Linked DNA regions of Homo sapiens: region 1 is linked to region 2. The links are chromatin loops, found by intact Hi-C in ENCODE. Cell type or tissue: MCF 10A. All regions are shown on one strand. Links, peaks and the distances in the headings refer to the core of each region. The heading gives the core; the rest is flanking DNA.

Region 1 (11,041 bases), core at 2,219-10,218, 150 kb after region 2:
ATCCAGGCTCTTTAACCATTTCACAAAGCTGCCCACAAATAGCCTAAAGCTTATCTGTCACCAATCAAGGGCTCTTCACAGGTATTATTTCTTTTAAGTATCCTAGCATCTCAGTGAACAGGCATTACTATTTCCACCCCCAATTTTCACAGACGAGAAAAGGGAGGTTGAAGGAGTTCCAAGGACATTCTGAAGGTGACATAGCCCCTGTCCTCTGCAACACCCCCCCACCACGCTATTCCCATACTCCAGTCCCCAACCCAGTTAGTTCCTCTGGGGCCATGCTGGGCTTGGGGCTCACCTGGAAAGTGGCAGCTGGTAGGTTAGAGATGGCAACATACTGGAGGTTATTCTGCAAGGTGTAGATGAGAGAGGGCACTGCGAGCTTGAGCGTGTCCACATACTGCACCAGGACAGCCTCATGGAGGAAGAGAACCAGGTGCTTCACGTTACCTAGGTGGGAGGAGGAGAGCCCTTCTTAGCACTGACAGCCATACATGGGGAACCCCTGAAGGCTGGGAACAGGCCTTGCTCCTGTGACTCCCCCATCCACCCTGCTGTCCAATCCCTGGAGGCTGGAATGAAGTATGTGATCTTGGTTTTCCCTAGAGTACAACCATGTTTCCAGCAAGCTTTTCTGAGACTCAGTTTAATGGCAGCAAAAGAATCAGCCATCCGTGTCTGCTAATCACAGAGCATGTCACTCATGTTAGAGCCTACCTCCCTGGCAGAGAGCCCCATTCAGGGAAAGCACTCAATACTCAATATATTTGTGTACAATGAAATAACCAGCATTAGGCCAGGTGCCGTGGCTCACGCCTGTAATCCCAGCACTTTGGGAGGCCAAGGCAGGTGGCTCATGAGGTTAGGAGTTCAAGACCAGCTGGGCCAACAACACTGAAACCCTATCTCTACTAAAAATACAAAAATTAGCCAGGTGTGGTGGCAAGCGACTGTAATCCCAGCTACTTGGGAGGCTGAGGCAGGAGAATTGCTTGAACCTGGGAGGTGGAGGTTGCAGTGAGCTGAGACCATGCCATTGCACTCCAGCCTGGGCAACAGAGTGAGACTCCATCTCAAAAAAAAAAAAAAAGAAAGAAAGAAATAACCATCATTAACTTGGAGCTTATGAAATAGAAGCCCTAGGAGCTGGGGTGGAGGGCTGTCTCCCACACAGAAGAGTTTAGTCTAGACTTTTTTTTTTTTTGGCACAGTGGCGCGATCTCGGCTCACTGCAAGCTCCACCTCCCAGGTTCAAGCCATTCTCCTGCCTCAGCCTCCCAAGTAGCTTGGACTACAGGCGCGTGCCACCACTCCCAGCTAATTTTTTGTATCTTTAGTAGAGATGGGGCTTCACCGTGTTAGCCACGATGGTCTTGATCTCCTGACCTCGTGATCCGCCTACCTCGGCCTCCCAAAGTTCTGGGATTACAGGTGTAAGCCACCACACCAGGCATAGTCTAGACTTTTAGACTTATCCTAGCTCCTCACTGACCCATGTGCCGTCTGAGGGCAGGGGCCATCTCCCCCTTGTTGCATCTTTCTGTCAGCCCTAGACACAGAGTTGCCTCTGCCACATGGATGAATGCAGGCTTGACCATTAAGCAGAAGTCCGCTTGGGACCTGCTCCAGTGAAAACATGATAATCGGGCTGGGCGCAGTGGCTCACGCCTGTAATCCCAACACTTTGGGAGGTTAAGGTGGGTGGATCACCTGAGGTCAGGAGTTCGAGACCAGGCTGGCCAACGTGGTGAAACCCCGTCTCTACTAAAAATACAAAAATTAGCCGGGTGTGGTGGCAGGCGCCTATAATCCCAGCTACTCAGGAGGCTGAGGCAGGAGAATCTTTTGAACCCGGGAGGCGGAGGTTGCAGTGAGCCAAGATCGTGCCATTGCACTCCAGCTCAGACAACAAGGGCAAAACTCCATTTCAAAACAAACAAACAAAAAACATGAGAATCATTTCCTATGTAACAAGGCCTTTGCAAAGCTCGCCCCACTTTTTGGCAGTTCATCTTTTTTTTTGGCGGGGCGGGGTGGGTGGGTGAGGAGTCTTGCTCTGTCGCCCAGGCTGGAGTGCAGTGGTGTGATCTTGGCTCACTGCAACCTCTGCCTCCCGGGTTCAAGCAATTCTCCTGCCTCAGCCTCCCTAGTAGCTGGGATTACAGGCACCTGCCACCGCGCCTGGATAATTTTTGTATTTTTAGTAGAGACGGGGTTTCACCATCTTGGCCAGGCTGGTCTCTAACTCCTGACCTTGTGATCCACCTGCCTCTCGGCCTCCCAAAGTGCTGGGATTACAGACGTGAGCAACCACGCCCAGCCAGCAGTTCATCTTTTAAGTCACAGCTGGGTGTCACTCCACAGGCAAAACTTCTTCAAACACTGAACAAGGTTGTCCCAGGAACTCCTACTGATGTTCATTCACCAAACCCTGTGCACTCCTGGTCTCCAAACTCGAATTCAGGGGAAAAAAATTCCGGGCAGGGGAGAGAGGGGTGCTGAAATTGTGGCTAAGAGATGAAGGCCTGTGATTAAGTCTGTGGCTATCTGTTATTTCCATCTTCCATCAGCAATGAGGACAAGCTGCTCCTCTGCATTGCTAACCCATCTACCCCCACGGCCTGAGGCAGTGTTCACACCTACACTGTTCACAGAGTTAACAAAGGTAAGAGCAGGTCTCTTGTTAACCTGGAGTTAACAGGTGGGTGAGAATATTCTCTTCAATGTAAACAAAGGGCAAAGGTGCATAATTCATCTCCATCCCTTTACTTATGCAAGACCTTTTTAGAGAAACAATTGGGCAACACTTCAAAGTAGAAGGCCTTCAGGGAGATGTTGAAATTAGCAGATAAACCCAACTTCCAATTTACAAGAGATGTAGAAGACAGAATACTTGTTAAATTTTTGAGAATATTTGCCTTAGGGAGGCAGTCAGCAAAATCCAGACTACCCAAAGTCTACAAAACAAATGACCTGTTTTCTCCAACAAATTAATTGCAAAGACCAAAAAACCCCTAGAGATTAACAGATTTAGAAGATACCAAACAAGGCCAGCCTGGTGGCTCACGCCTGTAATCCCAGCACTTTGGGAGGCTGAGGTGGGCGGATCACGAGGTCAGGAGTTCGAGACCATCCTGGCTAACATGGTGAAACCCCTTCTCTACTAAAAATACAAAAAAATTAGCTGGGCGTGGTGGCACGTGCCTGTAATCCCAGCTACATTTATTCAAGATAATTCAGGGGAATTTACTTCCATACAATATTACTTCGTGTGGGATTTACTTAAAAATAATAAGAGGATAAGGACGTAGGTAGACATATAGATTGGCAGTGAGTGAACAATCACTGATGTTGTTTAAAGCGGCCATGAGTTGCTAATTGCTGACTCTGGGGGATGGGTACATGGATATTTTACTATTTGATTATTCTCTCTGATTTTGCATGTATTCGGAATTCTCCATAATATGAAGCTAAATCACATGTGAGAGATCCCTGCTACTTTATAAGCATTGGCAATCTCACTCCTACAGCCCACACAGGCCGGCTACCCGGCTGTTAGGGCTAGAAAAGTGTAAGATGCCGCTACGCATAGCTGGAGTGGCGCTCCAGGCAGGTTGAGATTTGGAGACACTCCTGAAGCAAACCATCTGTGTGAACACACACACATACATGTGGAGTCTCACCCACCGACCCCAGTGCAGCCCCATCCCTGGTTCGTACCCCTCTTCTGTGCGAAGAGCAGCAGCAGGCAGGTGAGACCTTTGAGCACTTCCGCCATGACCACAGCAGTGGTGGCAAAGAAGCGGTCCCCTGGCAACGTGCGGGCGTAGCGGATGCTGAGGATGAGGGAGGCATTCTGGACCACCAGCACAGCTAGGGATATGTACTTCAGGCGCCTGTGAGCTGTGGGGAACGGAAGGGGCAAGGGGGAAGGACGGGGTCAGAAGCCGCTGGGGCATAGCCACACCACCACCCACCCCCTTTCTTTCTCACCCAGGACCCTCCTAGCCATGGCTACTTGCTCCCTCAGCCTGCCTGCCCTCACCCAATAAGGGTCTGACTCCTACCGGCTTACTGCCTCAGCCATGAGCAGGAAGAGCCAGAAGGGAGAAATGGGCCCCACCCTGTCCCAGTCCATACCTGGAATCCTTACTGAGGTGTCAGGTAATGGCTGAGGCAAACCCTGGCCACGCGCCTCGGCTTCCTCCCAAGTGAGAAGCAACTCTTCCCCAGAAAGAATACCGACAACTACATTCTCCACGTTTATTGAGTGTTTACTGTATGCCTATCACTGGGTTAAGGGATTTCTATGGATTACCTCAATAGACTCATATCACTGTCATCTCCAAAAGAACTGCGAGGATTCCCATTTATGGATTAGCAAACTGAGAATTTATATGAAATGATGCTCCTGTTTAATGAGGGACTGTCTCATGTAAAGAATAACACATCAATGCAGGGAATGAGGCCACTGTATGAGGTATGTTCACCCCCTAAGAACGGTCTTTCTCCTATCTAAGAAATGATTCGATTCCCTCACACTGAGAATGGCCTACATCCCATATGGAATGATCCTCCTCATACCCAGAATGGTCTCTCCAACCCCTCACTCCTGTGACAACTGGTTCCTCTCGAACCAGAATAGTCTACTAAATACAAGAAATGATTCCCACATGCTCCCAGGGACTGAATCCTGTATCAGGAATGGTTATCCCACCAAGAAAGGTCTGGCTCCCTCAACCAGATGAGGAAATACTTCCCTGCACTCCACATGGTCTGCCCTCCCACCACCGCACACGGACCCTCTAGCTAATGAATTTTTCCTTGCTCTACCCACACTCACAATGAGCTCTCTCTGCTATAAGGAAGGACCCGGCACTCTCAGAACGTTCTTTCTCCACCATATAACGATGAGCCCTCCCACCCGAATGTACAATGAACTCTACCTCCATTAGGAGGGAGCCCCCAGAACGGTCTCCTCCGCACATAATGAAAGACACCCCCATCCTCAAAATGGACCCTCTCTAGTCACATAAAGAAGGACTCGCCCCACCCTAACTCACAATAGTCTCTGTCCCTTTATAAGGAAGGAACCACCACCCTCAGAATAGTCTCCCCCTTCTTCAGTGAGGAACTCCCACACCCGCAGAATGGTCTCTTCCACACGGAAGGACTCCACATATTCAGAATGGTTTCGGTGGCCTTAGCCTTCCCAAAAAGAATTACCCACCACACTCACAATGGTCTCTACTCTCCATATGCGGAAGGATCCCACAATCACTCTCAGAATGTTCTCTTCCCCGCCCCCAACACACTGACAATGTGCACACACACACACACACACACGTCGGTCCACACGGGATGCTCCCTCTCACTTTAGTGAGGAACATTCCCGACTCCCAGCGATCCCGACCTCCGCCTCCCATGCGACTGCTCGGGCAGACTGTCTCACCCGCACTGGCGGTCCCCGGCTCCAATGCACCCGCGGAAACCGCCCCTGGCCCGGGCGCCGCGGTGGAACCACCAGCCCCAACCGCTGCCATGTTGGCATCTGCCCGGCCCGTCCCCTCGGCAACAGAAAAACCACTTCCGCGTTCGTCACTTCCGCTGCCGGGCCACCTGAGTGAAGGTGGAGCGAGAGCCGGGATCGTCAGGGTGGTGGCTTTTCTCCTCCGCTCCTAAAAGCTCAATGTATGAATAGCCCCGGGATTTCCAAATTCCGTCGGATCGGGAGGCCGGGGACACGGCCCGATCGGCCTACCCACCATCCCTACAGAGCTTCATCGGCCCATTCCTGTCACTAGACCCGCCTTATCCTGCCGTTCGTCCGCTTCACTGATCGCGCTTTCCAGATCATCCCCCGATCTTGTCTCCTAGACTCATTGGTTCAGCCACCCCTTTCATCTCGGCTCTTTATTGGCAGCTTCTCCATAAGGCGCCGCCCTTTCCGTATCAGAAACTACCAGGTGCTTCATGGTTGGACTGAAATTCCGCTTTCCCGTCTTCCAGAGAGGCCTCGCCCCCTGGAGAGCACACGGGAATCTGGGGACGAAGAAACTTTGACCTGGCGGGGTCGGGGTGAGGGCGTACTGGCATCAGGTGCGAGTCAGGAATGTTAAGCTAGCAGATAAAAGCAGAGCAGGTGAGGATAAACAAGTGAAAATGCAAAGGAAAGTTGACGCACATAAGGGAAGACAAGTGAGTCACCACTGAGGATGGCAAAGGGGACAGGCGAAAGGCTCACAGGTTAGCTAGCATTTGGAAGCAGGGCAAGAGTCCGGGCCAGAGGCGGTGGCTCACGCCTGTAATCCCAGCACTTTGGGAGGCTGAGCCGGGCGATCACCTGAGCTCAGGAGTTCCAGCCTGGGCAAAACGACAAAACCCCGTCTCAAATAAAAAAAAAAAATTACCCGGGCTTAGTGGTATGCACCTGTACCCAGCTACTCTGGAGGCTGAGGCAGGAGAACCGCTGGAACCCGGAAGGCGGAGTTTATACTGAACCGAGACAAATAAGCAGGGCAAGAGAGGGAACAACTCAGGTCGGAACAAGTGAAACCAACATGGAATAGGGTAGGCCAGGTAAGTCAAGTGTTGAAGGAGAAATTAGAGGGATGGGTATGTAAGGGTAAAGATGGGGGAAGAGGCTAAAGATAAAGAGCAAAACAGGTGACTACACCCTGGACAGATTCCAGTCAGCGCCCAACCCCAGCCCCGCCCTGGCCAGTACCCTGACAGGGCTTTTCTTCTGCAACAGGGGAAAGGGCTTCTTCATTCCCCTGGGGTGCCAGGGAAGGTAGTTTTTCTGCTTCTGAGATAGCCATCTTGATTGGGGATGTGCCCTAAACACCTTCAATATGCACAGTATCTCCAACAGAGAACCCTTCTGCACATACTGGGCACTGCATAAGATCAGGGGCAGGGGAATCAAGATTTTTTTGTGTGTGTGTGGTGCAGCTTCAAGAATCCTTAAAGCTCTTTAGGATGGCAACATAAGACTGTGGCTTCCTGAGGACAAAGCAGAGGGACAGTCTGTCTCAGTGCACAGTAGATGCTCCATAAAAGCCTCACACCTACAAATGGCCAGCCGCTTCTGATTCTATTACTTTTATTAAATAGTGGGTTTCCACACATGGCTTTTTAAATAATCCAGGCAGGAGAAGAGAGGAGGGCACACTTGGAACTCCCCTCCCCACAATACGTGATTATTTACATTTTAGTAATTGGACAATCCCGGCTCAGGAGGAGGTTGCAAGAATCTGCAAAAGTTGGAGGGAGCGCCCCAGGAGAACAAACAGCAAGCCTTATTTCCCCTAGCCCATCCCCCAAAAAACCATCCATCCCATCCTAGTGTCTGGTGGTGTCCGGTGGTGTCCATCTTCCATTCCTTCCCAAATTATGGAAGTAAGGTTCTTCTCACCAGAATAAGAGCACTTGGGATAACAGAGTAGGGTCCCCTCACCCAAAAAAAAAAAAAAAAAAAAGAAGCCTTGGGGTAACAACAGGGCATTACCTCCCCCAGAATAAAGAATCCTGGGCTGAGGCAGGTAAGCAGCTTGACCCAATATGGGACCCTAGGCTAGGGGAAAGGGTCCCTTTACTAAAATAAAAGCTACTGGGGTATTGGAAGGAAAGCACCCTTGCCCAAGTAAGAGCATATGAACTAAGTTTGTGTGGTGGTAGTAGGAGGTGCCAATGTGGGGTGACACATCATCAGAATAAGAGTCCCGGGGCTCAGAATGGGAACAACTTCACCAAAATAAACTTCCTTAGCAAAATGAGAAGCAAGAAGTTCCCCCTCCAGAATCAGGGACCACAGGTTCTGGGAGGAAGGCTCCTTTGTAGGATTGGGAAGGGAACTGGGCAGACTTGGTTTATGTCTTCTAACCCCTGATCCTCAATCCCTTACCTTAGTAATACTGGACTTTAATGACTGGTAATGACCTGTAAAACCAAGTCAACAAATGTCCATCTATCCCTGTGACATGGCCATGGGATGGCTCTTCTGACCATTGGGGGCCAGGCCAGGCCAGGCCAGGCTTAGGGTAGCAAGGACCAGGCCAAAGGGGCAGGGCCTCCTTTGGAGGGGTTGAGGGGTACATCCTCGGCTGGTGTTTGCATCCAGGGGTCCAGCAGGATCTCTTCCAGTGAGGGTCGGGAAGAAGGTTTGGGGGCCAGGCACCGGCGGATTAGGGCACAGCAGTCTGTAGGCCAAGAAGCAGAGAGGGAAGATTAGCAGTCAGTAGGGGGTACTGGTCCCTGAGAAGGATGGAGTCTTCTGGGCTGGGGTCAGTGAGGCCTCACCTGGGGAGACATGGGCTGGGAAGTGGAGCTCAGCTTCCAGAATCTCCTGGTCCCTCTCAAAGGGAATGTCCCCACACACCATGTCATAGAGGAGGATGCCCAGTGACCAGACAGTGGCCGGGAGTGCATGGTACTGGTGTCGAGAGATCCACTCTGGGGGGCTGTACACCCTTGTCCCTGCACACAAGCCAGGGGTTAGACCAACTCAATCTCATGATGCCCTTCTCCAACCCCAAACTCTCCAGGAAGGATGGCCTCACCACAATTAAGAGCACTCAAGATAAAAGCAGAGTCCCCTCACTAGATAAAAAGCAGCTAAAATAACAGAGTCCCCTCAACAGAATAAAAGCACTGAAAAGTAACAGGATCCCCTTACCAGAGAAAGAATACTCAGGATGGTAACAGGATCCCCTCACCAGAATAGGAGCCCAGAATAAGGTTAGCACACCATTAAAAGATGGACTTTATCAGAGGGCAAGGCTGAGAATCCCCAGTATTAGCAATCGATCATCTTATATAATGCAGTATGGGTCAAGGATTACAGGACACCCCACCACTGGAGGCCAAAGGTCACAAGGCCATCAAGTAAAAACAATCCCTCCAGGGAGATTTAGAGAAGCCTTACCATCAAAGTCAGTGTAGGGTTCATCATGAAGCAGGGCACCAGAACCAAAATCAATGAGTTTGGCACAGCCACGGCGTAGGTCTATCAGGATGTTCTCATCCTTGATGTCACGATGGACAACTCCACGGGAATGGCAGTGCTGGATGGCTGCCACTACTTGGCCAAAGAAGCAGCGGCTTGGGCCTTCACCCAGTGGGCCCTTCTCTGTGATATAGTCAAAGAGATCCTGGGCGGGCAAAGGCCGCTCGAGGACCAGCATGAAGCCCTCCTGTGTCTCAAACCAGTCAAGCAGGCGGATCACGCCAGGGTGCCCACCACCTGCACCCACTTTCCATAGCAGTGCGACTTCGAGTGGGCATGTGACTGAGTCTGACTGGGGGCACAGGTGGGGTGGGAAGCAGGGAGAGAAAAAAGACAGATGTCAGGGCAACAGCTCTGAGGCTTTTTACCTAAGCTCAACTCAGGGCCCCTTTTCCTGACAGTGTGTCGCTAAGCAACTCACTTCCCTTCCTGGGCCTCACTTTCCCTAAAGACACAAACTCACACAGCGATTGAGAGGGTGAAACCAGCAAAGAGCCTGCACAAATCTCGCATGTCGTAGATCAATAAACATTTGAATAAACGAAAGAAGTTCGGCCAGGCACAGTGGCTCATCCCTGCAATCCCAGCACTTTGGGAGGCTGATGTGGGTGGATTGCTTGAGCCCAAGAGTTCAAGATCAGCCTGGGCAAAATGGCACAAACACAAAAATTAGCCAGGCTTGGTGGCATGCACCTGTAGTCCCAGCTACTTGGGAGGCTCAGGTGGGAGGGTCGCTTGAGCCAAGAAGGCAGAGGTTGCAGTGAAGATCACACCACTGCACTCCAGCTGTCTCAAAACAAACAAGCAAAAATACAAAGAAAAATCTGGTTATCAACTGAAGGCTTTCAGCAGAAGCAGCACCACCATTATGTGTTTTGTTTTGTTCCCTGACATATCCCAGATTAGAATAGTACCTTACACAGGTGATCAATAAATGTTAAACAGATGACAGCACTTAATAGCATGGGCTCTGACAAGCAGTTAGCACTCAATAAACACTTATTGTGTAATGGTTTGTTTTGTTCACGGACGTATATGAAGCACTAGAACAGTGGCTGCTAACAGAGTAGGGCTGAATAAATATTTGTTAAACAGGTGAAAACAATTAGTAAAAAAGGACCTAGCACAAAATGAGCTCTCAATACTTATGTAATACTTTGCTGAGTGTCTAGAATTATGTCTGTCATATAGTAGGTGGTCAATATACCTAATTTGTTAAACAGCTGAGTGATTTATTACAAAGGACCTAGCACAAAAGGACTTAGTGTTATCATGTGTTTTGTCAGCATCACCAAGCACCTAGAACCAGCCAATAAAAAGCCTAAATGTGGCCCTGCGCAGTGGCTCACGCCTGTAATCCCAGCACTTTGGGAGGCCGAGACGGGCAGATCACCTGAGGTCGGGAGTTCGAGACCAGCCTGACCAACATGGAGAAACCCCGTCTCTACTAAAAATACAAAATTAGAGGCCGGGCGCGGTGGCTCACGCCTGTAATCCCAGCACTTTGGGAGGCCCAAGGCGGGCAGATCACTAGGTCAGGGGTTCGAGACCAGCCTGGCCAACATGGTGAAACACGGTCTCTACTAAAAACGTAAAACTTAGCCGGGCATGGCAGCGGGTGCCTGTAATTCCAGCTACTCAGGAGCCTGAGGCAGGAGAATCGCTTGAACCCAGGAGGTGGAGGCTGCAGTGAGCTGAGATCACGCCACTGCACTCCAGCCCAGGCAGCAGAGCGAAACTCCGTCTCAAGGAAAAAAAAAAGTCATAAATGCAGCCGGGCGTGGTGGCTCATGCCTGTAATCCCAGCACTTTGAGTGGCCGAGGCAGGCGGATCACCTGAGGTCAGCAGTTCAAAACCCGCCTGGCCAACATGGTGAAACCCTGTCTCTACTAAAAATACAAAAATTAGCCGGGCATGGTTGTGCGCTCCTGTAGTCCCAGCTACTTGGGAGGCTGAGGCAGGAGAATCACTTGAACCCAGGAGACGGAGGTTGCAGTGAGCCGAGATCGCGTCACCTCACTCCAGCCTGG
Region 2 (12,574 bases), core at 4,575-12,574:
GAAAAGTGAAGCCCACATTCTAGAACCCATGTGTCATGTGCACTGCTTAGGTGATATTCAAACTTTCCCCCCTTTCGTCAGTGACTCCTGAATGTGCACCTCCAGCATCATTCCTTCCCCAATGTGTGTGACCCCAGGGGCACCCTCTCCTCATTCTGTGTGACAGCACAGCTGTCCACCCCATAGTCTGTCTGACCCCAGGAGTGTCCACTTACCAGTCTGTATGACATGAGTGTTCACACTCTTGTGATGACAGAGGTGTCCCCACCGCAGGGTGTGTGACTCTAGGAGTGTCCAAACCCCTATCTGTGTGACTACAGTTGTGTCCACATGCCAGTATGTGTGGCCCCAGGAGTGCCTACCTCCAAAGTTGTGTGACACCAGCAGTATACAGCCAGTCTGTGTGACCCCAGGAAGGTCTACAACTCAGTGTGTGTGAGTGTTCAAACCCCCATGTGAGTGACCCACGGGAGTGCTGACCCCCCATGTGTAGTACCCCATGACAGTCTGCTGCCCTTCCTATGTGATCCCAGGAAGCACACTGCCCAGGGTGTGTTACTCCATTTACAAGACCCCAGCGATGTTCACACCTGATCTGTGTGAGCCCAGGATAATTCACATTCCAGTCTGTGTAACCCGAGGGCCGCCCCACACTGCAGCTGCTGTGACCTCAGCAGTATCTACTCCCAAATCTGCATACCGAGGAGTGTCCATGACTATCCTGGGTGACCACGGCAGCATCCACAACTCAGTCTGTGACCCCAGGGGTGCCAATTCATCATTTTTTTTTGGACCACAGGAATATCCACTTCCCTAAAACTGAGATTGCAGGAATGTTCCTAACACAGCCTACGTGACCACAGGACTGTCCCCCCCTTAGTCACTGTGGCCCCAGGAGTGTCCACACCCCAGTCTGTGTAACACTAGGAGTACCTGGTCCACAATGTGTGATTTCAGGGGTGCCTGCCGCCCAGTGTGTTTAATATTAGGAGTGTCCCAAACCCCCTGTGTGACCCTGGAAGTGTCCACTCTCCAGTATGGGTGGCCCTTGGAGTGTTCACACCTCTGTCTATATGACCCCAAGTCTGTCCACAGTCCAGTCTGAGTGACTCTAGCGATGTCGAAACCCCCATCTTTGTGACCGGCCAGCACTCTAGGTGACCTCACAATTGCCCACACCTCAGGCTGTATGAGCCCAGGAGTGGCCACATTCCAGTCCGAGAGGCCCCAAGAGGCTCTACATTCCAATCTGTGTGAACCCAGGGACGTGCACACCCCAGACTATCTGACCTTTAGGATGTCCACATCCTCGTGTATGTGACCCTAAGAATGTCCACTAGCCAGTCTGGATGACTCAGGAGTGTCTGCTTCCCGGTCTACGTGGGAAATGTCCACATACAAATCTATGTGACCCTGGGAATGTCCACACTCCAATCATTGGGACCCCAAGACTGCCCACCCCTCAGTTTGTTTGACAACAAGAGTGTTGACACCCTAGTCAATCTGACCCCAGAAGTGCCTGCATCCCCCTCTGTGTGACCCCGAAAGTGTGCATTCTCCAGTGTGTGTGATTCCTGGAGTGTCCGCTCTGCAGTGTGTGTGAGACTCCTGGAATGTCTGGAACCCCATCTGAGTAACCCACAGCTGTCCACATGCCAGTGTGTGCTGCCTCAGGTGGCATTCACACTTCTATCTGTGTGACCCCAGGAGTGCTCACACCCCACTCTGTGACTCCAGGATTATCCACACCCCTGTCTTTATGACTGCAAGGTTGTCTACACAACAGTCGTGTGATCGATCCCAGGAGTATACACACAACAATTGCACAACAGCAGGTTCCAAGACAGTACTAAGTTCCTCACCACCGCCACTCCTGCACACCCTCTGTGGTGCGACCTGTGAGGGGCTGTTCATGCCTCAATTCAATGGATCATTTTGTCCCAAGCTCCCTCCAACACCATTAAGTGGTCTCTTCTATTCCTATTGCCCCTCTGTCTCTCCAGTGGACCATTCAATTTCCATCCCCCACTTCCCAACCACATGTACACACACAGGTGCCCACCTGCATACACATATATGTGCATGCACATCCCCAAATAGACCATCCCAGCATCAGACCCTGCACAGCTTGTAGGGAGCAAAGATCAAGGAAGCCAACCCCCTGCTGCAGGCCCCACCCCATAGAGAGTAGTGGGGAGGAAATCAGGAAATGCATTCCTGATGAGAGTAAAACCTTCTAGGACCTTGTGAAGCATCTACAGAAATCAATATTGGACACTCTCCCCACTACCCCCAGCTCCATGTGGGCAGGGACATTTGTCTGCCTTATTTTCTGTTGTCTGGCCAGCACTTAGAACAGTGCTGGGCACACAGTACACACACATTAGGTGTTTGTTGAATGAATGAAACTTGATCCAGCAATTCCACTTCTTTTTTTTTTTTTTAGTTTTTTTTAGTTTTTTTTAGTTTTTGCCCTGTTGTCCAGGCTGGAGTACAATGGTGCGATCTCAGCTCGCTGCAACCACCACCTCCTAGGTTCAAGCAATTCTCTTGCCTCAGCCTCCTGAGTAGCTGGGATTACAGGTGCCTGCCACCACACCCGGCTTATTTTTGTATTTTCAGTAGAGACGAGGTTTCACCATGTTGGCCAGGCTGGTCTTGAACTCTTGACCTCAGGTGATACGCCTGCCTCAGCCTCCCAAAGTGCTGGAATCACAGGCATGAGCCACTGCGCCTGACCTGAGCAATTCCACTTCTAACTCTAACACTCACACATGTGCACAAAGCTGTGTGCACAAGGCTGGTGGGAGCAGATCAGAAAAACCTTGTAAATGTCCATTTATAAAGAATGACTGTTGCAGAGTGAAATGAATGATGGAGGTTCATGTCGCTCCACAGAGCACTTGCTGGACATGATACAGAATGAAGGGGACCTGCTGCATTTCTGGAGGGATTGCAGAGGACTTCAAGGAAGCAGGGATGGTGATTCCTACCACATCCCCATTCAACTCTCCTATTTGGCCTATGCAGAAGACAGATGGATCTTGCAGAATGACAGTGGATTAGCCAGGTGATGACTTAAGCTTAACGTAAGCTTAACTAGGTGGTAATTCCAACTGCAGCGGCTGTACCAGAGGTGGTTGCATTGCTTGAGCAAATTAACACATCCCTTGGTACCTGGTGTGCAGTTATTTGATCTGGCAAAGGCCTTTTTTCTCCATCCCTGTCCATAAGGCTACCAGAAGCACTTTGAACTGGCAAGGCCAGCTGTACTCTGTCACCATCCTGCCTCAGTGGTATATCAATCAACTCTCCAGCCCTATGTCACAATTTAGTCCACAAGGACTTTGATTGCCTTTCCCTTCCACAGGTATCACAGTGGCCCATGACATTGATGATATTATGCTGAGTAGACATAGTGAGCAAGAAGTAGCAACTACTCTAGACTTATTGGTGAGAAATTTCTGTGTCAGAGGGTAGGAAATAAATTCAACAAAAATTCAGGGATCTTCTACCTCAGTGAAATTTCTAGGAGTCCAGTGGTGTGAGGTCTGTCAACATATTCTTTTTTTTTTTTTTTTTTTTTTTGAGATGGAGTCTCGCTCTGTCACCCAGGCTGGAGTGCAATGATGCAATCTCGGCTCACTGCAAACTCCACCTCCCTGTTCAAGCGATTCTCCTGCCTCAGCCTCCTGAGTAGCTGGGATTACAGGCACACGCCACCATGCCCAGCTAATTTTTGTATTTTTAGTAGAGATGGGGTTTCACCACGTTGGTCAGGTTGGTCTCAAACTCCTGACCTCATGATCCGTCCGCCTCAGCCTCCCAAAGTGCTGGGATTACAGGCGTGAGCCACTGCACCCAGCCAATATATTCCTTCTAAGATGAAGGATAAGTAGTTGCATCTGGCCCCTCCTACAATCAAAAAAGAGGCACAATGCCTGGCACACCTATTTGGATTTTGGAAGCAACACATTCCTCATTTGGGTATGTTACACATGCCCGTTTACCAAATGACCTGAAAAGCTGCAAGTTTTGTGTGGGGCCCAGAACAGGAGAAGGCTCTGCAACATGTCCAGGCTGCTGTGCAAGCTACTTTGCCACTTGGGCCATAGGACCCAGGAGATCCAGTGGTGCTTGAAGTGACAGTGGCAGATAGGGATACTGTTTGGAGCTCTTGGCAGGCCGCTATAAGTTAGTCATAGCCTAGCCCTCTAGGATTTTGTTTTATTTTATTTTTTGAGACAGGGTCTTGCTCTGTCACCCAGGCTGGAGTGCAGTGGCACAACACAGCTCACTGCAGCCTTGACCTTTCAGGCTCAGGTGATCCTCCCACTTCAGCCTCCCTAGTAGCTGGGACTGACTGCAGGTGTGCACCACCACATCTGGCTAACTTTTGTATTTTTTGTAGAGATAGGGTTTCCCAATGTTCCCGAGGCTGGTCTCGAACTCTTGGGCTCAGGCAATCCACACGTCTCAGCCCCCCAAATGAAATTTGGTGAGCCTCCTTTAGGATTTTGGAGCAAAGCCCTGCTATTCTCTGCAGATAACTACCCTCCTTTTGAGAAACAGCTCTTGGCTGGGTGTGGTGGATCACTCCTTTAATCCCAGCACTTTGGGAGGTTGAGGCCAACACATCTCTCTCTTGAGCACAGGAGTTCGAGACCACCCTGGGCAACATGGCAAAAATCCATCTCTACAAAAAAATACAAAAATTATTAATAGCTGGGTGGGGTGGTGCATGCCTGTAGTCCCACCTACTCAGGAAGCTGAGGTGGGAAGATCGCTTGAGCCCAGGAGGTCGAGGCTGTAGTGAGCTGTAATTGTGCCACTGCAGTGCAGCCTGGGTGACAAAGTGAGACCCTGTCTCAAAAAAAAAAAAAAAAAAGAGAGAGAGAGAGAAACAGCTCTTGGTCTGCTACTGGGTCTTAGTAGAAACTAAATACTTGACCATGGGCCACCAAGTTACATCATTCCTGCCCATCATGAACTGGGTGTTACCTGACTAACCAAGAGTCGGTGTGCCCAGCAGTGCTCCATCGTCGAATGGAAATGGGAAATATGTGATGGGGCCTAAGCAGGCCCTGAAGACACAAGTAAGTTACATGAGGAAGAGGCCTAAATGCCCATGGTCCCCACTCCTTCTACCTTGCCTCCTTTCTCCCAGCCTGCAACTGTGGCCTCATGGGGAGTTCCCTACAATTAGTTGACAGAGGAAGAGAAGACTTGGGCCTGGTTTACAGATGATTCTGCATGTTATGCAGGCACACTCTGAAAGTGGACAGCTGAAGCACTATGGCCCCTTTCTGAGACACCTCTGAAGGACAGTGGAAAAGGACAGTTAATAAGGGGTGGACTTGTGATGGTAAATTTTGTGTCAACTTGATAGGGACCCAGGGTGCCCTGTTGAATATTATTTCTGGGTGGATCTGTGAGGGTGTTTCCAGATGAGGTTAGCATATGAATTGTTGGACTGAGTAAGGCAGATGGCTCTGCCCATTGTAAATGGGCATCACCCAATCCACTGAAGGTTGGAATAGAACAAAAAAGACGGAGGAAGGTGGAATTTGCTCTCTGCGTGACTGCTTGAGGTAGAACACCAGTCCTTTGCCCTTGGCTGGTACTTACACCATCAGCCCTTTTTTTGTTTTGTTTTGTTTTGTTTTTTAGAGACAGAGTCTTGCTCTGTCACCCAGGCTGAAGTGCAGTGGCACAATCTCGGCTCACTGCAACCTCCACCTCCCAGGTTCAAGCGATTCTCCTGCCTCAGCCTCCTGAGTAGCTGAGATTACAGGTGTGCGCCACCACGCCCAGATAATTTTTGTATTTTTAGTAGGGATGGGGTTTTGCCATGTTAGCCAGGCTGGTCTTGAATTCCTGACCTCAAGTGATCCAACCACCTTGGCCTCCCAAAACGCTGGGATTACAGGCGTGAGACACCATGCCCAGCCAACACCATCAGCCCTTTGGTTCTCAGAACAACACCACTGGCTCTCCTGGGTCTCCAGCTTGCTGATGGCATATTGTGGAACTTCTCAGCTTCCAAAATCACAGGAGCCAATCCTTGTAATATATTACATATTGGTTCTGTTTCTCCTACTGGTTCTGTTTCTCTGGAGAACTCTAATACACCCAGCAATTCCACTTCTAATTCTAGTACTCAGACATGTGCACAGAGCTGTGGGAACAAGGCTGGTAGGAACAAACAACCAGGAAAATCTTGTAAATGTTCACTGATACCCAAGGACTATTGCAGAGTGAAACGAATAATGAGGGTTCATGTTACAGCACAGAGTGCCCACTGGACGTGACACAGAATGGATGGGACTTGTGTGTACCTGCAAGGGTGGGGGTTATCTTCTACAGGATGTGCTATAGGCAGGGAAAAGCAAGGGGGAGTCAGTTACAGTGACCTAGTGCATGTGTGTAGTGTGCGCACACACACACTATGGAAACACAGGGAACTGTATCTGGAAGGAAACACCAGAATCTGACCCCAGTGGTCATTCTGGGGGAATGGGGATAGAGATGATTGCTAGAGTCCATGTACTGATGTGTTGTTCAAATCTTTTTTTTTTTTTTTTTTTTCGAGAGAAAGAGTCTCCTTCTGTCATCCAGGCTGGAGTACAGTGGCACGATCTCAGCCCACTGCAACCTCTGCCACCAATTCAAGTGATTCTTGTGCCTCAGCCTCCCGAGTAGCTGGGATTACAGCTGCGTGCCACCATGCCCGGCTAATTTTTGTATTTTTAGTAGAGATGGGGGTTTCACCATATTGGCCAGGCTGGTCTTGAACTCCTGATCTCAATTGATCCACCCGCCTTAGCCTCCCAAAGTGCTGGAATTACAGGTGTGAGCCACCACCCTCAGCCTGTTTTTCAAATCTTTTATACAAACCTGTATTCACATATTATTTGTGTAACTCTTTTTAAAGGAAAATCATATGCTTAAAAACAATATCTGGCCGGGCACGGTGGCTCACGCCTGTAATCCCAACACTTCAGGAGGCCAAAGCAGGCCAATTGTAGGCAACATAGCAAGACCTCATCCCTACTAAAAATACAAAAATTAGCCAGGCGTGGTGACACACACCTGTAGTCCCAGCTACCCAGGAGGCTGAGGCAGGAGGATCCCTTGAGCCCAGGAGTTTGAGGCTGCACTGAGCCATCATGGCGCCAGTGGGCTCCAGCATGGGTGACAAAGTGAGACACTGTCTCAAAAAAAAACAAAAACAAAACAATATCCACAACACAAAGTGTTTGTGTTGGGGGTAACTAGAAACAAAAATCTCAAACTCACATGCTCCAGGGGCCAGACAAGTAACCTGTAAGGGAGATGGGGGAGTTCTGCTCAGGGTAAAGTGAACAGCAACTGGGCTGATGAATGTTCTCTGACTCTCAGCAGCGGAAGGTGAGGGTGAGTGAAGGGTGAGTGGGGAGGAGGAGGAAGACTGCAAATCTCATCCCCCAAAACTCATCCCCCAAAATAATTCAGGAACATCACACCCTGGGGCTCAGAACTTTTTTTTTTTTAAACAGAGTCTCACTCTGTCACCCAGGCTGGAGTGCAATGGCGCGATCTCGGCTCACTGCAACCTCCGCCTCCCGGGTTCAAACTATTCTCCTGCCTCAGGCTCCTGAATAGCTGGGACTACAGGTGCACACCACCATGCCTGGGTAATTTTTGTATTTTTAGTAGAGATGGAGCTTTACCATGTTGGCCAGGCTGGTCTCGAACTCCCAGCCTCAAGTAATCCGTCCACCTTGGCCTCCCAAAGTGCTGGGATTACAGGCGTGAGCCACCGTGCTTGACCAAGGGGCTCAGAACTCTTAAGAGTTCAGGGATCTTGGCTTGGAAACAGACACCTAATGGGTCAGAGCAGTCATACTCTAACTCAGATAGCTCACAACTTCATACCCCTGACACACACTCTCAAACAGCTCACAGATCTCACACTTTGGAGACATACCCCTAAGTAGACCAGAGGCATCACACGCTAGAATAAAGATCCCCTTAATACTTGGTGGTTTTTCAGTATTATTATTATTGAGATGGAGTCTTGCTCTGTCACCCAGGCTGAAATGCAATGGCGCCATCTCGGCTCACTGCAACCTCCGCCTCCCGGATTCACGCGATTCTCCTGCCTCAGCCTCCCAAGTAGCTGGGATTACAGGCGCCCGCCACCATGCCTGGCTAATGTTTTGTATTTTTAGTAAAGATAGGGTTTTGCCATGTTGTCCAGGCTGGTCTCGAAATCCTGATCTCAGGTGATCCACGTGCCTTGTCCTCCCAAAGTGCTGGGATTACAGGCATGAACCACCGCACCCAGCCTTCAGTGTTAACAAGAAGTAATCCCTTACACACATCCACTTTAAGCTTTCAATTTTGAGGCCCTGAATTTAATGTTAAAGTCCTTCCATTTGCACTACCTACCTGTGTCACCTCCCACAGTCCTCAGCCTGTGCCCTCCCATTCCTGCCCCTTGATCTCCAGGCGCTGAGCCAGAGGATTGTCGGGAGGACCCTGGGCAAAGACGCCTACCCTGCCATGCTGCGCCATCTGCCCTCCAGGCTGCCAGTCAAGATGTGGGGCAGGACTTTGGAGAAACAGGTGAACAAGATGGCCCCTGGGGATCTGGGGCAAGGGTGTTGGCACTGAAACTGGTCTAGTAACCTGTTTCCCTTCTCTGCGGGCTCCCATTTCCTGTCCTCCTCTCTCCCTTTCTCTTTCAGAGACAAGCAGAGGGCAGCAGAGGCCCATGGAAAGGCCCGGCTCTAAGCCATGGAGGGCCCTGTGCTCAGGTGTGCAGGGCTGGGCCGGGGCTGAGGGCTGGCTCCTCCCCCAGTTTAGCCAGGGACAGGTGGAGAGATACAAAGGTGGCTCACGCAGGGTGCCCCCAAAGCTGTCATGATTAAGGCCATGTGGAGAGAGGCTAGGAAACACAGCGCTGACCTTGAGCTTTAGGAGAGGAATTCAGAGGCCCCTGGCAACCTGAAGGGGACCTTGAAGAGGACCCTGTAGGAAGACAGAACACTTCCCTGTAGAGGAGGCCAAAGGAGGAAGGACATGGTGTTCCGGGCACTCTGACTATAGGGATTTTATATGCTGTGGTGAGAAATAAAATGGATTATATTTTTGTAGAGTGTGTAAAACGGGGCTTGGCACACAGTAAGCCTTGTGTGATTACTATGTCTTTTTTTTTTTTTTTTTTTGAGACCGAGGTTTGCTCTTGTCGCCCAGGGTGGAGTGCAGTGGTGCAATCTCAGGTCACTGCAACCTCTGCCTCCCAGGTTCAAGCGATTCTCCTGCCTCAGCCTCCCGAGTAGGGGATTACAGGTGCACGTCACCATGCCCAGCTAATTTTTGTATTTTTAATAGAGACAGGATTTCACCATGTAGGCCAGGCTGGTCTCAAACTCCTGACCTCATGTAATCCACCCACCTTGGCCTCCCAAAGTGCTAGGATTACAGACGTGAGCCACTGCACCCAGTCCTTTGTGTGATGACTATGTCTTGATCATCATTTTATAAAGCAGGCTTTGTAACTTCACCTCCAAGAGTCTGCAGGATCCAGACCCTGCCTTGCCCTCCCACTTATCTCTCACTCACTCTTGGGTTCTGAGCTACGCTGGCCTTCCTGTTATTGAAGACAGCCATCCCTGCTCGTCCTTGAATTTGCAAGGATGGAGCTCCGAGTCTGCAAAGCAGGATCTGGGGAGTGAATCTAAGCTGGCAGGGAAGAATAGAATAATGGGAGGAATAGGTGGAGTTTATTTCTAACAGACTATCAAAATGATGCAGATGTGGCCAAAGCAGTGCTTAGAGGAAATCTATAGTTCTAAATGCACAGATCAGAAAAGTAGAAAAGTTGAAAATCAATGACCTGAGCTTCCCTATCAAGAAACTGGGAAAAGAATGGCAAGTGGAACCTAAGAAAGTAGAAGGAAGGAAATTATAACAGCAGAAACTGGTGAAATAGAAAGCAAAGATACAATAAAGCCAACAATGTTAAAAGTTGATTCTTTGAACAGATTAATAAAATACTAGCAATGTCTATTTTCTCTCGAGAAATTAAGAAAATATATGGATTGCCAATATCAGGAATATAAACAGGGTATTGTGACAGATTCTACAGATGTTAGAAGGTTAATAAGGGCTGGGTGCAGTGGCTCATGCCTGTAACCCCAACACTCTGGGAGGCTGAGGAGGGAGGATTGCTTGAGCCCAGGAATTCAAGACCAGCCTGGGAAACATAGTGAGCCCTCACCTCTACAAAAAAAAAGAAAAAAGAAAACAAAAAATAGTTGGGCATGGTGGCACACACCTGTAATCCCAGCTACTAGGGAGGCTGAAGTAGGAGGATTGCTTGAGTCCAGGAGGTTGAGGCTGCAGTGAGCTGTGATCATGCCACCATGCTCCAGGCTGGGCAACAAAGCAAGACCCTGTCTCAAAAAGGGAATTAAAAAAGAAAGTTAATAAAATTTATTTCAACATATGACTTTATTTTCAATGGAGCCAAAATGTCGGTCATTTTCTCTTTCTGCAGTTCCTATGTCCATGTGGATCTTTTGTATCCACCGGGAGAGCAAAACTCAGCAACTTTGCTAATGCCTCCTCCACTCAGGAAAATAGAATGGTACAGGATTTTTTTTAGCTGGAGCTCAGTGAAATCAATTGTTTAAAATGGGCTGGTTTCAATGGAACTAAACGCAGTGGAATAGAAAATAATAAAATAGCAAAGGGTAGAACAGAATAGAATGGAATCCAATGGAATCGAATCGAACAGAATAGAAACTAGTCAGACTTTGTGCCAAGCACTGTCCCTAGTTGTTGCAGTAGATATTTATTTATTGAACAAATATGATTGAACTAGTTGTTTGGGAAAGAGTGGGGAACAAAACAGACAGAAGTCCCTGCTCTTATGAAGCTTACATTCTAGTCAGGGAGACAGGCATTACCATCTGCAAAGGCCCATAAATGAAAGGTACAAGGGTGGTCCTTATGAGGAACAGGCTAAAGGACAGTGTAGATTGGAGTTCAAGAGCAATGGATGAGGCTGTAGAGATAGGGTGTCATTGTAACTGGAGTCTAGATTTTAACAAGATGACCACACATCATCATCATCATCAATCGTTTTATAGCACTTGATATGTATTAGGCATTGTTCTATGCCCTTAAAAACAGTACTTTTTTAAAACTCTCACAATAATCCTACATGTATAAAATCATGCTCATTTTATAGAAGGGGAAACCAAGGCACAGATAAATTAGATAAATTATTTAAACGTCAATCTGGTTCCAGAATCTTCTTTTTTTTTTTTTTTTTTAGATACAGTCTTGCTCTGTCACCCAGGAGTCCGGTTGAGTGATCATAGCTCATTGCAACCTCCGCCTCCCAGGCTCAAGTGATCCTCCCACCCCAGGCCCCCAAGTAACCAGAACTACACGTGAGCGCCCCACAACCTAATTTTCATATTTTTTTGTAGATACAGGGTCTCACTGTGTTGCCTAGGCTGATCTCAAACTCCTAGGTTCAAGGGATCTGTCTGCCTCAGCCTTCCAAAGTGCTGAGATTACAGGTGCCACCACTAGAATCTATTCTTTTAAGCATTATACTCCATTGCCTATAGTGCCAGACCACAGGTGCTTTATAATCCTGTAGCATAGATACTATAAATATTCAAATTACTAAATAATTCAAGTCAAGAGAAAGATCTGATGGGAAGTGTGCTGAGGGCGGGAAAGTGGAAGGTTGGGGAGTGGTCCTCCCTCTGGGTGTCAAGGTGGATCTGTAAACACGCACGCCCAGAAACCTTCATTTCTTCTGAGATGCCCCCTTCTTGTCTTGTTCTCTGTGACTGAAGCTGCAGAATGGGAAAGGAGGGGGCTGGGTAAAATTGGCCAATTCACAGGACTGGGCCTCCTCTGTGTCTTGTCACTTCTTGGAAAAGAGATGAATTCTATTTAGGGAAAAACAGGGGAGGGCATTGTCTTGGTCTCCACTCCCCTAATCTTCACTTCTGGAAGAGGAGAAAGGGAACAAGAAGGCTGGGTGCAGTGGCTCACCCCTGTAATCCCAGCACTCTGGGAGGCCGAGGTAGGCAGATCACTTGAGGTCAGGAGTTTGAGTTTAAGACCAGCCTGACCAACATAGTGAAACCCCGTCTCTACTAAAAATACAAAAATTAGCTGGGCGTGGTGACACACACCTGTAGTACCAGCTACTCAGGGGGCTGAAGCAGGAGAATCGCTTGAAGCTGGGAGGCGGAGGTTGCAGTGAGGTGAGATTGTGCCACTGCACTCCAGCCTGGGCAACAGAGTGAGACTCTGTCTCAAAAAAAAAAAAAAAAAAAAAAAAAGAAAAGGAAACAAGGAAACAGTGGAAAGTGGTCATGGTAGACATGTGGGCTCTCATGAATCCACACATGGGCAGTAAGACTCTACCAGTAAGTATTCTCTCAGGCCTTTCCCCTTGAAGGGGGGTGAGGAGGAAGTAGTGTAATTGGGGAGGTAGGGGGAGGTGAGGAGAAGAAAACACAGGCGTTGACAAGTGGCAATGTGGTCTCTTCTGACT

The links. Peaks named below come from ENCODE experiments on the same cell type or tissue, not always from the same donor. Only the 100,000 strongest peaks of a DNase experiment are listed, where the experiment ranks them.
Region 1: it touches region 2 in a loop (8-fold over the local background); 7 of 110 quality-filtered maps call a loop at or near these places.

Annotation. Positions count from the first base shown.
Region 1 is chrX:48,906,091-48,917,131 of GRCh38, forward strand. It overlaps SLC35A2 (solute carrier family 35 member A2), which reads right to left and starts at 5,556. Exons shown (of 5, transcript NM_005660.3): 1 at 5,456-5,556; 2 at 3,724-3,906; 3 at 302-453. The coding sequence starts at 5,546. It overlaps PIM2 (Pim-2 proto-oncogene, serine/threonine kinase), which reads right to left. Exons shown (of 6, transcript NM_006875.4): 4 at 8,930-9,302; 5 at 8,305-8,481; 6 at 7,092-8,204. The coding sequence ends at 8,041. RefSeq lists a silencer at 4,750-4,799 and enhancers at 5,160-5,209, 6,450-6,499, 8,190-8,239. In MCF 10A, for the core only: no CTCF peak of the experiment used is centred there; DNase peaks (open chromatin) are centred at 5,611 and 5,911.
Region 2 is chrX:48,753,244-48,765,817 of GRCh38, forward strand. It overlaps GLOD5 (glyoxalase domain containing 5), which reads left to right and starts at 8,504. Exons shown (of 4, transcript NM_001080489.3): 1 at 8,504-8,610. The coding sequence starts at 8,548. RefSeq lists a cis regulatory region at 8,256-8,998, an enhancer at 11,782-12,076 and a silencer at 11,782-12,076. In MCF 10A, for the core only: a CTCF peak has its summit at 8,752; a DNase peak (open chromatin) is centred at 8,748.